Regions from separate parts of the Homo sapiens genome. Here region 2 is linked to region 1. The links are chromatin loops, found by intact Hi-C in ENCODE. Cell type or tissue: PC-3. All regions are shown on one strand. Each heading gives the region's core, and the rest is flanking DNA. Links, peaks and the distances in the headings are about the cores only.

Evidence for each region. A loop is a pair of places that touch in the nucleus more often than their neighbours do. Peaks named below come from ENCODE experiments on the same cell type or tissue, not always from the same donor. Only the 100,000 strongest peaks of a DNase experiment are listed, where the experiment ranks them.
Region 2: a loop joins it to region 1, with 3 times the contacts of the local background. A loop is called at or near these places in 2 of 110 quality-filtered maps.

Annotation. Positions count from the first base shown.
Region 1 is chr2:108,213,802-108,219,188 of GRCh38, reverse strand. LINC01594 (long intergenic non-protein coding RNA 1594) reads left to right here and starts at 1,348. Exons shown (of 5, transcript NR_131251.1): 1 at 1,348-1,494. In PC-3, for the core only: a CTCF peak has its summit at 3,339 (motif pointing left); DNase peaks (open chromatin) are centred at 3,028 and 3,298; H3K4me3 peaks cover 793 bases; H3K27ac peaks cover 940 bases.
Region 2 is chr2:108,268,843-108,274,229 of GRCh38, reverse strand. No RefSeq gene overlaps it. Among named protein-coding and RNA genes, the nearest start is that of SULT1C2, 17 kb to the left of the region's middle. In PC-3, for the core only: no CTCF peak of the experiment used is centred there; a DNase peak (open chromatin) is centred at 2,079; H3K4me3 peaks cover 872 bases; H3K27ac peaks cover 1,415 bases.

The DNA.
Region 1 (5,387 bases), core at 283-5,282:
TTCTTGGTTATTTTATTGTTGTCAGTACTGACAACACAATTTACAAAACTTTAAAAATTACATTTAAATAGAAACTTCATTGTTACTTTAAAGACTCATATAATAAATGATAGTCTTCCAGTTTCCATTCAATTCATCAGACGTTTATTAAGCAGCTACCTTGGACCAGATACTGTTCCAAGTTTTTCAGTTTCATCAGTGTTTTACATAGATAGATAGATAGATAGATAGATAGATAGATAGATAGATAGATAGATATAAAATCTGTGCCAATGAGCTGTAATTTTAGCCATAATCTTGGACAAGAAAGTAGTGAATTTATTTCCTTTAAGGACGTGTATTTGTAACTCATTTTTATGCTGTGTCTTTGTGCTGATGATATTTTGCAGTTGTCACAGTGACTTATGAAAAATTCTAAGGGGGAATCAGGCTAGCTCCCTAAGAATCACACTTTTAAACTCATGGTTTTAAAAAGTCTGGCCATTAAGTGCAATGATTAAGGTTAAATTTGTGTACCTTTTACCCAAGAGGTCAAAAGTCAGATTGTCTTCAGAGTCTCACTAATGAACAGCACATTCAATTCATTATGGTGAAAGATGCTTGAATTTTGACCACCACCCCGTCTTTAGACTATTTAGTGTCACTATAAAGGAATAGCTGAGGCTGGGAAATTTATTTTAAAAAATGTTTATTTGGCTCATAATTCTGATGGCTGGAAGACTGGACACGTGGTGAGGGACTCAGACTGCTTCCACTTCTGGCAGAAGGTGAAGGGGGTCAGTGCATCCAAAAATCACATGGTAAGACAGGAAGCAAGAGAAGGGAGTTTCCAGGCTCTTTTTAACAACCAACTCTTGTGGGAAGGAATAGAGCAAGAGCTCACTCACTCCTGGGGAGGGTATTAATCTATTCCTGAGGGGTCTCCCACTATCACCCAAACACCTTCTGTTAGACCCCACCTCCAACATTTAGAATCAGATCTCAACATAAGGTTTGGAAGGGACAAATGTCCAAACCATGGCAATCTCTTTCCCAGGGAATACTCATCCTGTATATTTTTCCATGTGAGATCCAACCATAACCTAGGCATCTCTTGTGAGAAAACAATGCTGGTAGAATTCTGAGATTCAGTCCACTGGATACCTGTGGGAGGCCTTGAATGTTGCCTTTGTAAATCATCTCTAGTTCTGGCCATGTGATTGTTGGGCAATGGGCAGAGGCTGAGAATGGTCTTCCTGGAGCCTCCAATTTAGTGAGCAAAGTGTAGAGTATGTTAGAAGAGATGATACTTGTGATGGAAATGATTAGGGCAGAATAAGGGGAACCAGGAAGTGCTGGATTGTAAGTAGAATGATCAGGGAAGACATGACTGAAATGATGCTTTCTGGGTAAAGATTGAAGGATATGAGGAGAGGGTCATGTAGCTGTTTGATCGAAGAGCATTCTTGGCAGAGGAAATGCCAGGCCAAAGTCTCTATGGCAGGACTACACTAGGTGAGTTCAAGGAAGAGTGGGGAAGTCACTAGGTCTGAAGAGAAGTGAGTGTGCAAAGGTTAGAAGGTGGTTAGAAAGGGACCTGGGGACAGATGGTGTAGGACAGGAGACCGTGATACAATTCAGCTTAGACTGAATGGGTTGGGGCACTGCTGCAGCATTTTGATCAGCACAGTGATGTGATCCATTTAGGATCATATGGTGACTGGGTAATTATGACATAGAAGGAGGGATATTCATTAGGTTGTGATTGCAAGTCTTCAGGGAAGACACGCCAGTGACTCAGAGGAGGTTGGTCACAGTAATGTTGATAAGAAGAGGTCATGTTCTGGATATAGTTTGAAGTCAGAGCCAAATGATGTATGGATTGGATGTAGTGTGCAAGAGAGAGAGAAATAGAATAAGCTTTGGCTGAGCAACTGAAAAGATGGAGTTGCCTTTTAATTGAGATGAAGAAGACAGTGGGTGAATTAGGTTTGTGGGTTTGACTTTTTCTGTTTGAAATGTATATAAAACAAGGAAGTAGAGATATGAAGTAGGCAGTTGGGCTGACAATTTAGGAATTCAGGGTTGAGATCTGAGGTGGAGATAAAAATTTGGAAGATGGTACCATGTTGCAGAAATTTAAAATCCATGTGAGAGAATGAGATTATCTAAGAAGCGAGCCAGAGAAAGAAGAGATAGAAAGCAGAAGTAACATAAAAGCTGTAATACTATTTAAGCCTTTTTCTCTGTTTTTATGATGTTTCTTTTATAAGGATTATTTTTAAAATTTCTTTGCCACATTATTCTAATGAGTCCACTGTCTAGTTTTACGAAAACACATAATAATGTTCCTCAATATCTATATTTCACTATGCCACTCGACCTACCCAGCATTTAAAGGTGCACTTGAGTGTTTATGAAACGTTCTTTTAATCTCCTGCTATATAAAAAGGAAAAAGTCAAAAATATTAACAGCTGATGGACAAAGAAATAAATTACGTATTTGCATGTGGAAATAATAAAGCAACTTAGAACTAAATCACAAAGTTATCTGGGAAGGACATTGAATGTTTTATTGTAAATCTTTAACATAACTCAAAAATTAGTAGTAGTATTGGAGAACATGCAAACCTCATGTTAGTTTACATTTCAAAATCAATTATTCATGTCAGAAACATGTTCAAATTTCTGTGAAAGTTTAGAAGATATGTATCACAAATAAAAGCATTTCAAATGCTCACACAGGATTTTTGGGAGAGAGGAGAGAGAAACCACATTAATTTAAACAAGAAAAGTTTAATACAGAGAATGATTAACTCTAACAAGAGATTGGAGTAACGAGGTGTTGGCAAGTAAGAAGTAAAACTCTGAAGAATATAGGAATATCAAATATAAGGAACAGCCACTATCCCTAGGGCTGAGATAGAGTAAGAGCCTCTTCGAAAAGAACCTGTCTTCCCATGCCCACCAGGACTGAGACCCAGACCTTATGGGAGAGGACGTGGCATGACTCATGGGACAACAGAGAAGCTACTGCGGTTCAATTCTGGAAGAACTTGCTCTACTCTCTGAAACTTGCAGGAAATCCACCCTCTAGGGTGTGGGGAAGGTGTTCACAAGGATGTGTCTCCCTGGAGGCATCCTACTACAAAACCATCCTGGGAGGAAGCTGGGGAAGCACTGGACACCCCCACTGCAGGAGCTGAACCCTGGGGAAGCCATGTGTGCTGCAGGAGTGGGACCTAGAGGAGCTGGCACAGTGGAGAAGAACCACGGGAGCCTGGCCAGTGAAAACCCTGAACCAGGAAGCAAAACTCTTTCCTCCCACAATGTCTCTCCAGTGCTCTCTGCTGACAAGGTTTCAACATCACAGCAGCTGGCAAAGGAAAAATATTGAAAGGGTTCAGATTCAGTTTCGCAGAGAGGGCAGACAGTGAATTTGGACTGAGAAGCAATCAATCGATTACTGGACAGCATGGAAAAATTCGTATGAGTTTGTGTAGTTTTATAAAATTATCAGAGTCTATCAAAAACACATTTTAAAAGTCACACACATCGTTAAATACCAGAGCATTTCAATTACTATCTAAAGTTTTCATTACATTTTTATATTCCAATAAACATGAAATTTCCTGATATTTTGGCATAGTATCAAAGTATTTTGAGTGATCAGACAGAAAATTTAGAAAATTGAAGTATTCCTTTTCTGAAGGAGTGTGTGTGTGTGTGTGTGTGTGTGTGTGTATTCTGTGGTAGTGGAGTAACAACCACAAGGATTACATTTATTTTAAGAATTGTAAAATATACGTAACATATAATTCACTATTATTTTAACTATTTTTAAGTGTACTATTAAGTAGCTTTAAGTACATTCACAACGTTATGTAACCATCATCACTATCCATTTCCAGAACTTTTTCATTATCCCAAACAGAAACTATACTCACTAAAAATGTCTCTATTACCTTCTCCTCCAATCCCTGGTAACTTCTACCTTCTCTCTCCATAAATTTCACTATTCTAGGTGAGTCATAGAATGAGGGAGGTATTTTTCTGTCTCCAATTTTTTGAAGAGTTTGAGAGGGTTTTTGTTCGCATTTAAATGTTCAGTGGAATATGCCACTGAAGCTATCTAGCTCTAGGCTTTTCTTTGTTCTCTTTATTAGCTGTGAGTCTGTTCATATTTTCTATTCTTTCACAAGTCAGTTTAGTATATCGTGTGTTTCTAGGAACTTGTCTATTTCATCTAGGGTATCCAAGTTGTTCATGTACTGTTGTTCATAGTATTCTTCCATAATCATTTTTATTTCTATGAAATCAGTAGCGATGTCCCACTTTCATTTCTTTATTTTATTTTATTTTATTATTATTATACTTTAAGTTTTAGTGTACATGTGCACAATGTGTAGGTTAGTTACATATGTATACATGTGCCATGCTGGTGTGCTGCACCCATGAACTCGTCATTTAGCATTAGGTATATCTCCTAATGCTATCCCTCCCCCCTCCCCCCACCCCACAACAGTCCCCGGAGTGTGATGTTCCCCTTCCTGTGTCCATGTGTTCTCATTGTTCAATTCCCACCTATGAGTGAGAACATGCAGTGTTTGGTTTTTTGTTCTTGCGATAGTTTACTGAGAATGATGATTTCCAATTTCATCCATGTCCCTACAAAGGACATGAACTCACCATTTTTTATGGCTGCATAGTATTCCATGGTGTATATGTGCCACATTTTCTTAATCCAGTCTATCATTGTTAGACATTTGGGTTGGTTCCAAGTCTTTGCTATTAACACTTCCAAGTGAAGTCTCCAAATCAATTTTTACTCTTGAACACATTCTAAACATCTTTAACCTTAACTGCCATTTCTTAATGACCCCTTTGGAGCCTTTCTTATAGGCATTGGGGATGGCATTGAATCCATAAATTACCTTGGGCAGTATGGCCATTTTCATGATATTGATTCTTCCTACCCATGAGCATGGAATGTTCTTCCATTTCTTTGTATCCTTTTTTATTTCATTGAGCAGTGGTTTGTAGTTCTCCTTGAACTGGAAGGTTTACAGGTTTACCACTGTAAATGAGGTTTACAGTGTCCATGGCTATGTGCTTGTGTGTGCTTTCATAGCAGATATCATCATTTTATTTCCATATTTAGAACTCCACTAAGCATCTCTTGTAGGGCCAGTCCTATGGTGATGAATTCCCTTAGCATTTGCTTGTCTGGAAAAGACATTTTTCTCCTTCACTTATTAAGCTTAGTTTTGCAGAATATAAAATTCTTGTCTGGCATTTTTTTCCCGCATTGGCGGTTCAACAATATCCACTGTTCTGCAGCCACCACTGCTGATACCCAGGCAAACAGGGTCTGGAGTGGACCTCTAGCAAACTCCAACAGACCTGCA
Region 2 (5,387 bases), core at 171-5,170, 55 kb before region 1:
GAAATGGAAGTGATGTACACATGATTGGGCCTGAGCAGGCTCTAAAGGCACAAGTAAGTTACATGAAGAAGCGTCCCAAATGTCCATGGCCCCCATGCTCCACAATAGAAACAAGCAAGAGGATGTCTGGAATCCAGGAGATAACTTTGAGTGTTTGTATACCATGCCTTGTGATTAAGTTCAATGGAAAACTACAGCTGAATTCGGGCAGGACTACTTATGGTCCAGATCCTTCAGGATGAAGGCTTGGGTAACCTCACCAGGTAATGGTGCATGACTAGCTGAGGTGTTTGTAGGAAGCACAGGAATATGGAATGGGTAATGGAAGAAGGTAGTTATAAGTATCAGGTATGACCACACAACCGTTTATAGAAATGAGGGCTGTAATTGTCATGAGTATTTTTTGTTATGAATGTGTTATATAAATGTATATTAAGCAAAGTCCTTGTTTTCTTCCTTCTCTCATCCCCATCAAGTAATAGAAGATGTATTGCTTTTAAATTATAATGCTTAAGTATTATTACTTTTATATCATAGTATTTAAGTTACTGGACATCAAGGGGAAAGATACCCAATAAAATACTGATTTTCATAAACAGCAATTGGAAATTAGAAATTACAAGGAATAAATGGTTAAGGAGGAGAAGGAGCAGCAGCACGAAGAGGGTCATTTTAAGCATTTCCAACACTGAGGTACTATGGAGGGATATTACTTGTGGAGGTGGGAAGATCTGCTAGGCAGTTGAAAACATAATAATCCTGCAGAATATTTGGAACTGAAGAATTAGATGTGGGAGCAAATCACATAGAGGTTCCATTTGGAGCTTTTGAAGGGAGAAGATGATCTATTCACATTTGCATTTCAAGTTCATAGGCTCTAGGTTGGAAGGATCCTTACAGTGTTTTCTTATTTCCATCTCCCACTAAGTTGGAAGGTTATAATATTCCATCTCTCTCTCTCTCTCTTTCTTTCTTTTTTTTTTTTAACAAAGAACCCCCATCTCTCTTTTTTTTTTTTTTTTTGAGATGGAGTCTCGCTCTGTCACCCAGGCTGGAGTGCAGTGGCGCTATTTCGGCTCACTGCAACCTCTGCCTCCCAGGTTCAAGCGATTCTCCTGCCTCAGCCTCCCAAGTAGCTGGGATTACAGGTGCCCACCAACACAGACAGCTCATTTTTGTATGTTTCTTTTAGTAGAGATGGAGTTTCACCATGTTGACCATTGCTGGTCTTGAACTCCTGGCCTCAAGTGATCTGCTTGCCTCGGCCTCCCAAAGTGCTAGGATTACGGGCATGAACCACTGCGCCCAGCCTGAACCCCCATCTCTTAATCAGAAATATATTTAAGGTGAGATGCCTTTGGATGGGTTGACAGAGGTATAAGTGTGCTTGAGAAGCATGAGTCAGGTCCCTGTGCCTGAGAAATGAAAGACTTCCAGTTCTATAGATTGTCGACTAACATTTATGACAACATTCCGGAAACAAGGCTGAAATTCAAGGCTTTTGATCACAGACCTTCACAGGCACACTATGTAAAGCCTTGTGTTGAGATTGCTTTATTATTTCCAAGTAGTTTTTCAGCTTTAGATCGACTTTGGCATAATCGCACACCGGGCTGAATGTCCAAAGGCTTCTTGCCAAGGCAAACGCTTAGTCTTCTAAGGAGCATCCTGCTGGGAGCTGATTGCCAGGCAGACATCTCTGTGAAATCCCATGGCGTGCAGGCATCAAGGTGTACTTACATAGCTAAATACACTGAAAAACAGTTCTTCATCTGTCTGTATATATCTATATCTATATCTATTATCTATCTATCATCGATATATCACAATCAGAGATTTCATTATAATATTCAGTGTCAGGTGGAAAAGTATAGCAGTTTTATATTTTCAGCTTCCTTTCAGAAATTAAGTAAAGATCCATTTAATATACCCAAAAAACAAACATTATTTTGTGCCTTTAGTTTAAGTGGAGCAAGTCTGTCTATGAGTTTTGTCATCATCATAGCTCAGTGTTCAGGCATTTTCCCAGGAATCCTTTCTGGTTGTTTACTTTTCCTGTTCTTCCTGTTCCTTTCGCATCCCCTGTGCCTTCAGTGTTGTGTTTTAGTCATGAGACATGCCTCGGGCCCTCCCCAGAGTGTCTTTTCCAGCTTCCGGGTCTCAGGTTCCATCTTTGTTTCTGTTTCGTTTCGTTTCGTTTCTGTGACTCTGACCCCGGGTCTCTCAATTACAGAAGGGCCTGCTGCCCTGAGTAGGAAACACCCTGTCCTAGGACCCTCCTGGCTTGGACCCATACCCCCTGCCCCATGGAAAGGGGCTAGGATGTTGCATCTCACATTCTAGGGTTTCCTACCTAAGTAGCCATTCTCCATATCAGGGCAGCAGGGTGTGGTGGGATAAGAAGGGGGACTTCCCTTAAGGCTGAAGGCCCTCCAGCTTGGCTGGCAAAGACCAGGGCAGAGCTCACAGATCAATGCTGAGCTGGCAGATCAATCAATCCCACATGTGCCACCACTGTAGTTCATCACCATCCTCAGCCCCCATGTGCACCCTGTATTCAACAACTACCAGCTCCAACTTCAGAAGGAAGCTTTTCAACCATACAGAGCTCAAGGTTCTTGGTGCACTCACACAGTGCTGGGTTTTTCATGTGGGATTCAAAAGTGGGTTCATCCTCACTGATGCTCCCTGGTAATGAAGCTGAGTTCCTAGTGCTCCGCCCAGATGCCCTCGGATCCCCACTGCCAGTCCTCACCTCATCCCCTACCCTTTCTTCTATGAGCCTGGACCTTGGGGACTGAGTGGCTTTGCCCAGAGGCTTAGAGAGCACAGGCTCAGAGAACACAGGTATGGGAGCTGACATTGCCCTGGGGCCTCTCAGAGGGAGTGATTATGTCATGCCCCAGGAAAGCCCAGTTCCCTGACTCAAGTAGGGACAATCCCTGCATTGCCCCCTGAGGATCAGGCTGCACCTAGGACTATGCTAAGTCCATACCCTTGCTTGGCTACTTCCTCTCCAGCCTGCCTCACCACACACTGATAATTCTCTCCTAGGAATACTTTTTAAATAAATCCCTTGCACAGAAACCCTCATACCAGGATCTGCTTCTGGCAACCCAAACCCAAATACAGGATGGCACAGGTTGCTTGCACACTGTGGGATTTCACAATGATGTCTGCCTGGCACACCAGCCCCTAGCAGGATGCTCCTAAGGTTTTTCCTGTGCGAACAACCTTTGGACATTCAGCCTGGCGTGTAGTTAGGCCAAAGTGCTGTGACTGATTGCAGTTTCCTGCTTGATTACAACCAGGGTGTAATCAAGGTCCCTGGGACCTCAAGGGGCATGACTGGAGATGTTTTGTGCTAGTTTCTTGGGCTCATGTCCACGTGAGTTGCTAGGGAGGGCATCTTAACTTTTATATGGCTGTTGCAACTGATTCTACACTGAGTCTTCTGTCGGAAGCCGGCCTGGTCTGCCTCTCCCTGCACCCGTATTGTTCCCTAATTTCCATGGTGGGTACTGGTGGTGGTCGGGGCTGTTCTCCATCAGTTTGGAGCTTAGGCGGGCAGCCAGTGGCCTTCTGGTTAGGGACATGCTGGACTCTGGAGTTTTAAACCTAGGGGTGGACCAAACCCTAGTCAGTTAGTCCACCTTTTTCTGCTAAACTTTGTACCTAGGTCTGAACTCTGTGAGTGGACATCACTAATGACTGCTCCTGGAGGCCCAATGACCCAAAAGCCCACAGCAATCCAGCTGCACACTGGGGATGACCTAACAGGTGGAGAGCTGTCCATCAGCCATGCATAACCCTTCTTGATCCTTATCTTCTGGCTGGAGGCCATGTTCAGGTCACCATCTGAAAACTGCACCTGCACTTACTTTATGGTCCTTGCCATCATGGCCCACATATACTATTGGTCTCTTCTATGCCCACCTGCTTATTCCTGGGACCACAATATGTACACCACTTCCCAGGAGGTGCTTCCAGATGGGAAGGTGGGTGGAGGAAAAACTCCTGCCTCGGGAGCATGAGAGCTGTGGTGGCCTGGGACCTCCCTTGGCTTGGAGAGCTGGGCATACTTCCCCTACAAGTTTCAAAGGGAGGCAGGCCCTTTACCATGCACAGGCTCCTGTTGTTGGGAGTGCTCCTCAGAACTCTTTGGGAAGAAGGCTGGGAGGGTCTGATGATGTCTGGATTTCTGGGACTCCCATGCAATCCTCACCCAGGACCCCTATCTTCACAAATACGGATCTTCAGGAGCCTTCTCATTCATCTACATAAGATCCAGCGCAAGCTGACCCAGAAACTCAGCTTGAGCCGACTGAGGTGGGCTGCCTTTGTCAGCTGGGGTAGAAGGAAGCTCGGACACGTTTTCTGTGTCCGATGAACTCAACCCATGCTCTGCTCTGACTGGACTTTCTTCACTTAAGCCCAGTTAAGGCACAGACGAGTCAATTCAGGGATGGTCAACCAAGGCAGATAGAGATTTACAGAAAGTACTAAAATCCCTGAGTTCTGCTTGGTAGGGTTTGAAGGAAGTTGGTGTGACACATTCCATGGGGTTTCCAAGAACCAGCTGCCAATGTAAGGCAATTCCAGGACCTGGCCATATGAGTGTGTCCCCAAGAAGATGAGGTGGCCCTGGGCACATGCAGAGAGACTGCATGGGGAGGCAGATTTCCCAGAGGACTACCAAGAATCTCATGAAAGGCAAGGGCTCTCTTTCTTGCTTTGCTTATGGTGAATATGGAACATGAATGGTTGATTGTTCTTATGAAGAGGCTGCAGAATGAGGAAAGTGGAAGCCACAGTGTGCTTGGGAGTCACTGAAATGCAGAGACTGATCATGGGTCAGGGCCAGCTGGATGGAGGGCGAGAAGGAAGAGAATGGGCACCACTGAGGAGGGATGGCCACTTCACCTCTACTCTCCCAATGTGCCCCCTGGGTGGAAGGTGGTGCCCAGAGACTGACAGGAGCAATGACCCTGAGGGAGACAGCTCTGCTGGAAACAGTCCACATTGCCAACAAAGACGCAGCATTCCAGGGCGGCCTGCAGACAGCTGAGGACCCCTGATTATCTTAGACCCATCGGAGGGTCCCTGACTCCTGCTGCCCTCAGCCCAATGCTTAGCCCTCCTTGATGAAAAGGGGTCTCCGAGGAGCACTGCCTCTTCTTCCTGAGGAGGGATTCTGAAGCACCCAGTGAGAGGCAAGACATTACGATTTGCTGAGATAGCCCAGATGTACAGACTGGAGAAAGCACTGCTGATGGGGCAGGCTGTGAGGGAAGAGAGGACTCCAGGGCCTGGATGTTTGTGCCAGCCATGCATGGTGGTCTTGCGGTATGCTCTGTTCCAGCTACAGCTGGGCTTAGGGTGTTTGT